Linked DNA regions of Homo sapiens: region 2 is linked to region 1. Evidence: read pairs that join two places in POLR2A ChIA-PET (ENCODE). Cell type or tissue: MCF 10A. All regions are shown on one strand. Each heading gives the region's core, and the rest is flanking DNA. Links, peaks and the distances in the headings are about the cores only. Region 1 has its middle 52 kb from the start of SYNE2. Region 2 overlaps SYNE2 (spectrin repeat containing nuclear envelope protein 2).

What was found. Peaks named below come from ENCODE experiments on the same cell type or tissue, not always from the same donor. Only the 100,000 strongest peaks of a DNase experiment are listed, where the experiment ranks them.
Region 2: POLR2A ChIA-PET joins it to region 1 with 8 read pairs; 2 of 35 experiments call an interaction of 5 or more read pairs at or near these places.

The regions. Positions count from the first base shown.
Region 1 is chr14:63,798,064-63,803,441 of GRCh38, reverse strand. It overlaps a transcript of SYNE2 not described here. Among named protein-coding and RNA genes, the nearest start is that of SYNE2, 52 kb to the left of the region's middle. In MCF 10A, for the core only: a CTCF peak has its summit at 3,663 (motif pointing left); no DNase peak of the experiment used is centred there.
Region 2 is chr14:63,890,929-63,896,306 of GRCh38, reverse strand. All of the region lies in intron 1 of SYNE2 (spectrin repeat containing nuclear envelope protein 2), which reads right to left. Among named protein-coding and RNA genes, the nearest start is that of SYNE2, 41 kb to the right of the region's middle. RefSeq lists enhancers at 2,362-2,886, 4,597-5,304. In MCF 10A, for the core only: no CTCF peak of the experiment used is centred there; a DNase peak (open chromatin) is centred at 2,366.

The DNA of each region.
Region 1 (5,378 bases), core at 194-5,193:
GATTTCTCACCGAGCCTTAGCTGCCTTTCTGCGGGGCAGGGCTCGGGACCTGCAGCCCGCCATGCCTGAGCCTCCCACCCACTCCATGGGCTCCTGTGCCGCCCGAGCCTCCCCGACTAGCACCACCCCCTGCTCCATGGCGCCCAGTCCCATCGACCACCCAAAGGCTGAGGAGTGCGAGCGCACCGCGCTGGACTGGCAGGCAGCTCCACCTGCAGCCCCGGTGGGGGATCCACTAGGTGAAGCCAGCTGGGGTCCTGAGTCTGGTGGGGAGGTGGAGAACCTTAGTATCTAGCGCAGGGATTGTAAACGCACCAATCAGCACCCTGACAAAACAGGCCACTCGGCTCTACCAATCAGCAGGATGTGGGTGGGGCCAGATAAGAGAATAAAAGCAGGCTGCCTGAGCCATTATTGGCAACCTGCTCAGGTGCCCTTCCACACTGTGGAAGTTTTGTTCTTTCGCTCTTTGCAATAAATCTTCCTACTGCTCACTCTTTGGGTTCACGCTGCTTTTATGAGCTGTAACACTCACCGCGAAGATCTGCAGTTTCACTCCTGAGCCCAGGGAGACCACGAGCCCACCAGGAGGAACGAACAACTCCAGACACGCTGACTTAAGAGCTGTAACACTCACCGCGAAGGTCTGCAGCTTCACTCCTGAGCCAGCGAGACCACGAACCCACCATAAGGAAGAAACTCCGAACACATCTGAACATCAGAAGGGACAGACTCCAGACGCGCCACGTTAAGAGATGTAATTCTCACCGCGAGGGTCTGCGGCTTCATTCTTGAAGTCAGTGAGACCAAGAACCCACCAATTCCGGGCACAGAATCAAACCATATCATTCCACTCCTGGCCCCTTCCAAATATCATGTTCTTCTCACATTTTAAAACATAATCATGCCTTCCCAACAGTCAACCAAAGCCTTAGCTAATTTTATCATTAACTCAAAAGTACAAGTCCAATGTCTCATCTGACATAAGGGAAGTTCTTTCTGCCTGTGAGCCTGTAAAATCAAAAACAAGTCTGTGGCCGGATGTAGTGGCTCATGCCTGTAATCCCAGAACCTGGGGAGGCCGAGGCGAGCAGATCACCTGAGAGCTGGAGTTCAAGACCAGCCTGGCCAACATAGTGAAACCCCGTCTCTACTAAAAATACAAAAATTAGCTGGGTGTGGTGGCACATGCCTGTAATCCCAGCTACTCAGGAGGCTGAGGCAGGAGAATCACTTGAACCTGAGAGGCGGAGGTTGCAGTAAGCCAAGATTATGCCACTGCATTCCAGCCTGGGTGACAGAGCAAGACTTCATCTCAAATAATAATAATAGTAACAACAACATAGAATTATCCTTTCCTTCTATTTTTAGGGTATTATTTCTTTATACTTATAAAAAAAGTTTTTAAGTTTTTATATTTAGATGAATTAAAAATTTTCAGTATTTTATTGCTTTTGCCTTTCATGTATTGTTTAAAAAGACCTTCTTAAGATGAATAAATTAAGGTTAACCTAAATTTTAAATAGAATTATCCTTTTCTTCTATTTCTAGGGTTTTATTTCTTTATACTTATAAAAACTTAAATGTTTTTAAGTTTTTATATTTAGATGAATTAAAAATTTTCAGTATTTTATTGCTTTTGCCTTTCATGTATTGTTTAAAAAGACCTTCTTAAGACGAATAAATTAAGGCTAACCTAAATTTTAAATAGAATTATCCTTTTCTTCTATTTCTAGGGTTTTATTTCTTTATACTACTTTTTTTTTCGAGATGGAGTTTCACTGTTGTTGCCCAGGTTGGAGTGCAATGGCGCAATCTCACCACAACCTCTGCCTCCCGGGTTCAAGTGATTCTTCTGGCTCAGCCTCCTGAGTAGCTGGGATTACAGGCATGCGCCACCATGCCCAGCTAATTTTGTATTTTTAGTAGAGATGGGGCTTCTCCATGTTGGTCAGGCTGGTCTCGAGGTCTCGAACTCCCGACCTCAGGTGATCTGCCTGCCTCAGCCTTCTGAAGTGCTGGGATTACAGGCGTGAGCCACCACGCCCAGTTTATCTTTTTTTTTAAATTTTATTTCTCCGTAAGTTATTGGGGTACAGGTGGTATTTGGTTACATGAGTAAGTTCTTTAGTGGAGATTTGTGAGAATCTGGTGCACCCATCACCCAAGCAGTATACACTGCACCGTATTTGTTGTCTTTTTTATGAGTAACCTTTTGACTCTGCATTAAGAAACCCTTTCTGCTCTCTGTGTAGCATGTGTCATATCTGGCAGGCACTCTGCAAGAATCCCACTGTGCTCCCATCTGTTATACTTCCATATAACTTCAGGCATAGAGCTCAAAAACAATTTTCTAAAGAGATTTTTATTTCTATTTTGTTAATAAATACAACAGGGAAAGAAAAAGAATATGCTTACTTATCTTCATAATTCCTTGAATAGAGAAATGTTTAACATTATCATTTATTTTATTTTTTAACTTTTTAGGTTTGGGGGTCCCTGTGAAGGTTTGTTACATAGGTAAACTCATGTCACAGGGGTTTGTTGTACAGATTGTTTCATCACTCGGGTATTAAGCCCAGTACCCAATGCTTATCTTTTCTGCTCCTCTCCCTCCTCCCAGATTCCACCCTCAAGTAGATCACAGTGTCTGCTTCCTTCTTTGTGTTCATAAGTTCTCATCATTTAGCTCCCACTTACAAGTGAGAAAATGTGGTATTTGGTTTTCTGTTCCTGCATTAGTTTGCTAGGAATAATGGCCTCCAGCTCCATCCATGTTCCCACAAAATACATGATCTTTTTCTTTTTTATGGCTACAAAACATTCTAGTTTTTGAACTGAAGTATTATTATGGCTGGGTGCGGTGGCTCATGCCTATAATCCCAGCACTTTCAGAGGCCAAGGCAGGCGGATCAGTTGAGGTCAGGAGTTTTGAGACTAGCCTGGCAGACATGGTGAAACCTAGTCTCTACTAAAATACAAAATTAGAGAGAAACCCCATCTGTACTAAAAATACAAAAGATCCCAGCTCTTTGGGAGGCTCACACCTGTGATCCCACCACTTTGGGTGGCAGATGCCTGTAATTCCAGCTACTCAGGAGGCTGAGGCTGAAGAATCACTTGAACGTGGGAGGCAGAGGTTGCAGTGAGCTGGAGCACCACTGTACTCCAGCCTGGGCAACAGAAGGAGACTCCGTCTCAAAAAAAAAACCAAAAAACCTATTATTATACTTTCTGTAAGAAAATCAGAGACTAATTGCCTTTCATCCTCAGAAGAAAGCTTGTTCTAGGATGGAAACATAACACAGGTCACAGAGTTAAAGGGCTCACCAAAAGAACCTCAAATGAACAGGCTAACAGGAAAATTAAGAGTTTTTGTTTGTTTGTTTTTTAACTAGAGTTCTTATTTTAAAAGTGTCATTCTCTAGGAGACTTTGGATGCGTCTAGATCTTCTTGCCAAATCTTCAATTCTGTACAACAAATTCCTTCCTGATGTCCCGTTGAAGGAAATTATCTGAGGATAAGATCAGTCTGGATCATCTGGCAGTATCTTCTATTAGAGCGAAAGAAAGATGCCATCCCAGGGCTAAAAGAATTTAACTTTCATATTATAAAAGTGAAAGTTCATTTTTCAAGTGCGACACTGACATCTACTGGAAGAAATACTTGAGTAATTTACCAAATAAACGAAACATTTTTGTTTTTGTCAATTAGAAAAACAAAAAGTCTTTTTTGTTTGTTTGTTTTTGAGACAGAGTCTCTCTCTGTCGCCCAGGCTGGAGTGCAGTGGCTCACTGCCAGCTCTGCCTCCCAGGTTCACGCCATTCTCCTGCCTCAACCTCCAGAGTAGCTGGGACTACAGGCGCCCGCCACCACGCCCGGCTAAATTTTTTTGTTTTGTTTTGTTTTTTTAGTAGAGACGGGGTTTCACTGTGTTGCCCAGGATGGTCTCGATCTGACCTCGTGATCCACTTGCCTCAGCCTCCCAAAGTGCTGGGATTATAGGCATGAGCCACCGCGCCCGGCCAAAAAAAAAAAAAAAAAAGTTTTAAAACATTTATTGGCAGGGTGCTGTGGCTCATGCCTGTAATCCCAGCACTTTGAGAGACTTAGGCGGGCAGATCACTTGAGGTCAGGAGTTCAAGATCAGCCTGGCCAACATGGCAAAACCCCGTCTCTACTAAAAATACGAAAATTAGCCAGGCATGGTGGTGCATGCCTGTAATCCCAGCTACTTGGGAGGCTGAGACAGAAGAATTGCTTGAACCCGGGAGGTGGAGGTTGCAGTGAGCAGAGATTGCGCCACTGCACTCCAGGCTGGATGACAGAGCGAAAGTCTGTCTCATAAAAACAAAACAAAACAAAGCACATTTGTCCTTTAAGTGTTTGTTTCCTAAATACAGGTCAGTGCCATTGATAGAAAAGGTTTCCAGCATCTATATTTAGAAAATGTTCTTGGTGACTTGTGTGAGCAGGACCCTGGGACCCATGAAGAGTTGTTCAGCAGGATATCGGGTCATCTCTGGCATCCACAGAACCCATTTGGACAAGCGAACAAGGCCTGTTCCTACCCACCTTTTTTCCCTCCATTAGAACTCTCATGAATTGTTTTGACAGTAGCCATACAGATGGGTGTTGCTCTAATCATACCTCTTAAACATGCTTGGAGATAATAGTGAAATAATATCTCTTAGACCCCAGGGTAGAGTCCAGAAAATAGGAGAAGGAGATTAAAGTAAGGTTTTCAGGCCAGGCGTGGTGGCTCATGCCTGTAATCTCAGCACTTTGGGAGACCAAGGCAGGTGGATCACTTGAGGTCAGGAGTTTGAGACTAGGCTGGCCAACATGGTGAAACCCCGTGTCTACTAAAAATACAAAAATTAGCTGGGTATGGTGGTACATGCCTGTAGTACTAGCTACTCGAGAGGCTGAGGCAGGAGGGTTGCTTGAGCCTAGGAGGCGGAGGTTGTAGTGAGCCGAGACCATACCACTGCATTCCAGCCTGGGAGACAGGAGAGAAATACTGTCTCAAAAAAAAAAAAGAAAAAAAAAAAAACAAGTTAAGGTTTCTAGATAAGACGTATGCAAGAAAGCTAGATGCAGAGGGTCACACCTGTAATTCTTGCACTTTGGGAGGACAGGGTGGGAAGATTGTTTGAGTTTAGGAGTTTGAGACGATCCTGGGCAACATAGTGAGACCTTATCTCTAGTTGAAAAAACAAACAACCAAAAAAACAGCTGAGCGTGGTGGTGTGCACCCATAGTCACAGATACTTAGGAGGCTGAGATGGGATGACTGCTTGAGCCCAGGAGATGGAGGCTGCAGTGAGCTGCACTTTATCCTGGGTGACAGAGCAAGACCTTGCCTCAAAAAATA
Region 2 (5,378 bases), core at 282-5,281, 93 kb before region 1:
CAAGAGAAACCTACCATTGTACTCTTTCTACAGGAGTTCGGGAGTACACAGCCCATAAACCAGTGTTCCTTTTATGAGAACATGCTATGGAAAATTCTCTCAGGTCTCAGTACCAAGAAAAACTGTGATCCTAGGCATCTATTCTTTTAATTTAATGAACATGTTATTTTTATAAACAAGGTTTCCCTCCCTTTTTTGGCTGCTACAGCCGATCTCTAGCAACTACAAATGACTTTATAGAAAATAAGTTGCTTTACCACTGTCTACATCCACCTATCCCTATTTTTCCTTCATTCCAATGTCCTCATCTATTTTTTCTTCTATAGAATTTTATGTTTCTCTATAAAGTGCTTCAAACTTTTCCCTGGAATAAGAGAGGATATAAATAAATTAAGTCACAGACTTTCTGTAAGGACAAGATGATTATCTCATTTAGTATGTAGCATGTTGAAATTACAAAATTGTAATGAAATTTTGTAATGAAATTACAAAAATGTAAATTTTTTCTAGGTTTTTTTTTTTTTTTTTTTTGGAGATTTGGAGACAGGGTCTCACTCTGTCACCCAGGCTGGAGTACAGTGCACAATTTCAACTCACTGCCACCTTTGCCTCCTGGACTCAAGCCATCCTCCCACCTCAGCCTCTTGAGTACCTGGGACAATAGGCACACACCACCTGCCCAGCTAATTTCTGAATTTTTTTTTTTTTTTTTTTTTGATAGAGACAGGATCTTGCCATGTTGCCCAGGCTGGTCTCAAACTCCCAGGCTTAAGTGACCCATGCACTTTGGCCTCCAAAGTGCTAGGATTACAGGTGTGAACCACCCTTCCTGGGCCACAAATGTAAATTGTTATTCATTGGTGAGAAAGAAAAAATTGGTAGTAGAAAATGGAAATTTGGCCAGGTGCAGTGGCTCACGCCTGTAATCCCAGCACTTTGGGAGGCCAAGGCAGGCAGATCACAAGGTCAGGAGTTCAAGACCAGCCTGGCCAATATGGTGAAACCCTGTCTCTACTAAAAATAAAAAAAAAAAAATTAGCCAGGGGTGGTGGCGGGCGCCTGTAGTCCCAGCTACTCTGGAGGCTGAGGCAGGAGAATCACTTGAACCCAGGAGGCGGAGGTTGCAGTGAGCCAAGATCATGCCACTGCACACCACCTAGGCAACAGAGAGAGACTTCATCTCAAAAAAAAAAAAAAGAAAAGAAAATGGAAATTTATGTGCTTTCAATAAATGAGATTATCTTAATATTTCTCAATGCCATATCACTTGAAGACAGCTAGATCCCAGCTGTAAGCTCTAGGAAGAGGCCTAATTTGTAGACAACATGCTAAAGCATCCCTACGGAAAACACAGGAATGACTTTGTGACCTACTATCATTTCTGCCAGATTTATGTCCCATCACTCTTGAACTAAACGTGTATCACCAATAGCCGGAGTCCCATAGAAAGCCTGAATCAACAGAGTCTTGCCTACAAGCAACAGATTAACAATGTTTCTAGGGTAGTATGGAACAGAGTAATGGAGAGAGAGAACGTAGTGAGGGCCATAATGAATTATTATTCATAATAAAAATATATTCCTAAGGACACTTTACATCAAAGAATATATTTGTAATGATTATACTCCTGGTGAATATACTTATTCTGCCTTCCCTCCATTCCCTCATTCTGCCCCTCAATCTCCTCTCTGGGAGAACAGCAGTCCAGGCTCTGCAGTGTATTTTTATCTACCTCTGCCCCAGCACACTCCCGTTCCAGCAATGCAAACACATGTTATTTTATAATGGCCGGATGCAGTGGCTCACACCTGCAATCCCAGCACTTTGGAGGCCACGGCAGGAGGATCCCCTGAGGCCAGGAGTTCAAGACCAGCCTGGGCAACATAGCAAAATGCCATTTCTAGAAAAAAAAATTGTTTTTAATTAGCAGGGCATGGTGGAGCATGCCTATAGTCCTAGCTGCTCAAGACGCTGAGGCAGGAGGACAGTTTGAGCCCAGGAGCTTAATTAGGGCTGCAGTGAGCTATGATCCTATGATCACATCCACTGCATTCCAGCCTGGGCACAGGAACAATGCCCTGTCTCAAAAAAAAAAAAAAAATCCATAAAATGCCAGCACATTAAAAAGAAAAAGTCCATCTTAAACATCACATGCATCTTCAAAAAGCTGTTAAAACCATCTTATCTTATACAAACTGTTTAAACTTTTAAAATAGAACTGAAAAGAAACAAATAATTAGGTCAGTCTGTCATTGGGTAACTTGGCTCGAGGTGAACTGGCCTTTTTCCCCAAAGAAGTAACTGAGTAACTAACAGATCACTCATCTCTGCTCCCTACTCCAGGAATAATCTCAGCCCTGCATCCCAGCCAAGCTGGCTGGAGCCTTGACTCCCATCGCCTAGCTCGTTAGACCCTTCCAGGCATTTTAAGCTGGAGTATACTACGGACATCCTTGCATCACTTAGAGGCTGTACATCCTGAATGTTTAGCTTGGCCAGCTAACAAGGAGAAACACACTCCTTAGACTCTCCACACTGAGCCTACCCTGGCCCTGTGAAACAGATTCTTCAGATTCCAGATTCTAGTCCTGTGAGAAGGGCTGTTTTGCTTGCTGTTTTATCTTTATTATGTAGCATAGTGTATGCCATATAGTTGCTACATAATAGATGTTTGAGAAAAGATTTTTAAAAAGAATAAATTAATAACTTGAGCAATGTTGTTGAAGAAAGTTTCTCTTTTTTTGAGACAGGGACTTGCTCTATTGCCCAGGCTGGAGTACAGTGGCACGATCTTACCTTACTGCAGCCTCAACCTCCCAGGCTCAAGTGATCCACCTCAGCCTCCTGAGTAGATGGGACTACAGGCGTGTGCCACCACGCCCAGCTAATTTCTTAATTTTTTTTGTAGTGACAAAAAAATAGGTCTCACAATGTTGCCCAGGCTGGTCTCGAGCTCCCGGACTCAAGTGATCCGACTGCTTTGGCCTCCCAAACGGCTACGATTAAAAGTGCGAGCCACCGCACCTGGCCAAGGACACCATTTCTATAACCTTCAGCTTCTCCGTGTAGGAAGCCCTTCTATTAAATTTTTTTCTTTTTCTTTTTTTTTAAAGAATTTAGTGCTAGAAAATACTTCATTTCCTTTGAGAAATGAAGAATGGGTGTCTGTTGTTGTTTTCTTTTCTAAAAATAAGAATCATATAATTAATGTTCCTTTTTCACTTTGGCTGCCCCAAAACACAGGGCTAACTTTGAGGTCTAACTCTAGTAACTGTGTAGACCCTCACTGTATTTGTTTTTCTCTGGCCTTTGTATTATGTTTTGTTTTTACTCTTGACTGACATATAATATCTGATCTTATATGTATTTGTTGTGATCATCTTAAATCCTTTGTGAATAAAAGAGAATGAATAAATTTAAAAACTAAATAAATAAAACAGCCAGGCATGGTAGCCCTAGCCTATAGGCCAGCTACTTGGGAGGCTGAGGCAGGAGGACTGCTTAAGCCCCAGAGTTCAAGGCCAGCCTGTGCAACATAGTGAGACCCCTGTCTCTACAACAAAAAAAAAAAAAAAAAGAAAGTACACCAAGGATTTATTTTTTACACACACACAAATAAAAACAGAAATAATACTAAAAATAATTTTTAACCTCGGGTCTTCATGAGTCACAGAATACAAAAAAGAAGTTGCAATTCCTTCCTTGGATATCTTCACTTGAATTGCTTCTCTTTCTTCCATTTTTGACATTTTTTTTTTCTCCCCAAATGACCGGAATTCTTAGCCATGGAAAACTGAATTGACTTCAAATATCTTCCTGGATGTATTTTAAGGTAAAAATGCCAATTTCTGCTTGTAATGTTTTTTTTTCCTTGGGTTTTCAAGAAGAACATGAAACTACTCTGGAAAAAACTGCTCTGAGGGAAAAAAAAAGGTTGGGGGGAATGGAGGAACTGTGAAATTTACAAAGTTGAACTAGTCCTTCTGAGCTGTGGTCAAAATGGTTTCAAGTACAGCTGGCAAAATTCTGAGAAGATAAGAAATGCTCGGGGAAAATCATGCAGGATCTCACTGTAATTATAACAGTATGTTTGTCAAGCGTTTGAATAATATAACTGCACGAGCATTTTTACACGTTTCTGTTGTGTAGCATTTTCCCACTGATGAAGGATTGTTATTTTAAAATTCCAAACACTAGTCTCCCCAAGATATTTAAAAGAAATATCTCTAAATTTGAAATGTTTGGCAGCAAACACTTATGACAGCCAAAAATATGTTAGCTGTTAAAATCAGAAGTTTGTTTCTGAAACAAACTATTTCTTGAGAAAAATATTTGCCAATTTTCGTGGCAGCTGCAGGGATGCTTTCACATGCAGAAATTAATTTATTATTACAAATGGGCAAAGGCAGAGTGATTTGCTTTTTCCTTTTGGCCCACACTACTATAACCGACCCAAATTACACGTGCTTTTATCAACAGAGGCACCAGCTGCTGCTTGGCCGGGACCCATTCTTTCTCTTTAACTGTGTTCCCTTACAGAGGAAATTAGCAAAAGCAATCTTTTTCAGATAAGGTCTGTTTTGTCTTGTCATGTCCAAGTCTCACTACAGCCCCGAATCATATATATACATATATGATTGTAAAGGGGGCCAGAATGTCACCCCAAAATATTCCTCTTTGACATAAAGGTTATTTTGAGCTGAAGACAACCGAGAACAGCAAGCAAGCTCTAAAAACAGACCTTTTTTCTCTTTGTAAAGGAAATTTACATGTATAAAGGAAATTTCCATTTGTAAAGTGTCCCCCTCTGCTGCACCAGGAAAAGGGGGATGTCTCTTAACAATTCCCATCAATGAAGAAGGCACTTTAATCTCCAAGACAAACCTTACTAACAACCCCTGTATATCACACATTTCCTAGTCACCTTCCCATAAGTGACTCCCCTTTTCCTATGGCTGGCCTCTTCTCTACACTTCGTCATCCTTTGGTATATAAGCCTTCAAGTTCTGACCGCCTCCTCGTGCCACATTTCTTTGTGAACTTTCATGCCTACGTAAGTAATTAAAACTGTTTTTTTTCTTGTTAATCTCTTTTGACAGTTTAATTGGCAGGGCCTCCAGCCACTGAACCTAGGAGGGTACAGGAAAGAAGTTTTTCCTCCCCTACAATTGCTGAGCTTCTTGCTTAATTTAGAGGCTTTCCATCCCAATTTTATTCTAACATGAGGGCGTGAGATAAATATTATAAAAATATAAACCAAATTCATGAAAAGCTGAGAGTTCCAGGGGTGACAGCAATCAGTCATTCTCATTTAACAAATACCAGTTGAGTGCTTACGACTTGCCAGGCACTATATCAGGCACTGGGGTGCAAAGATG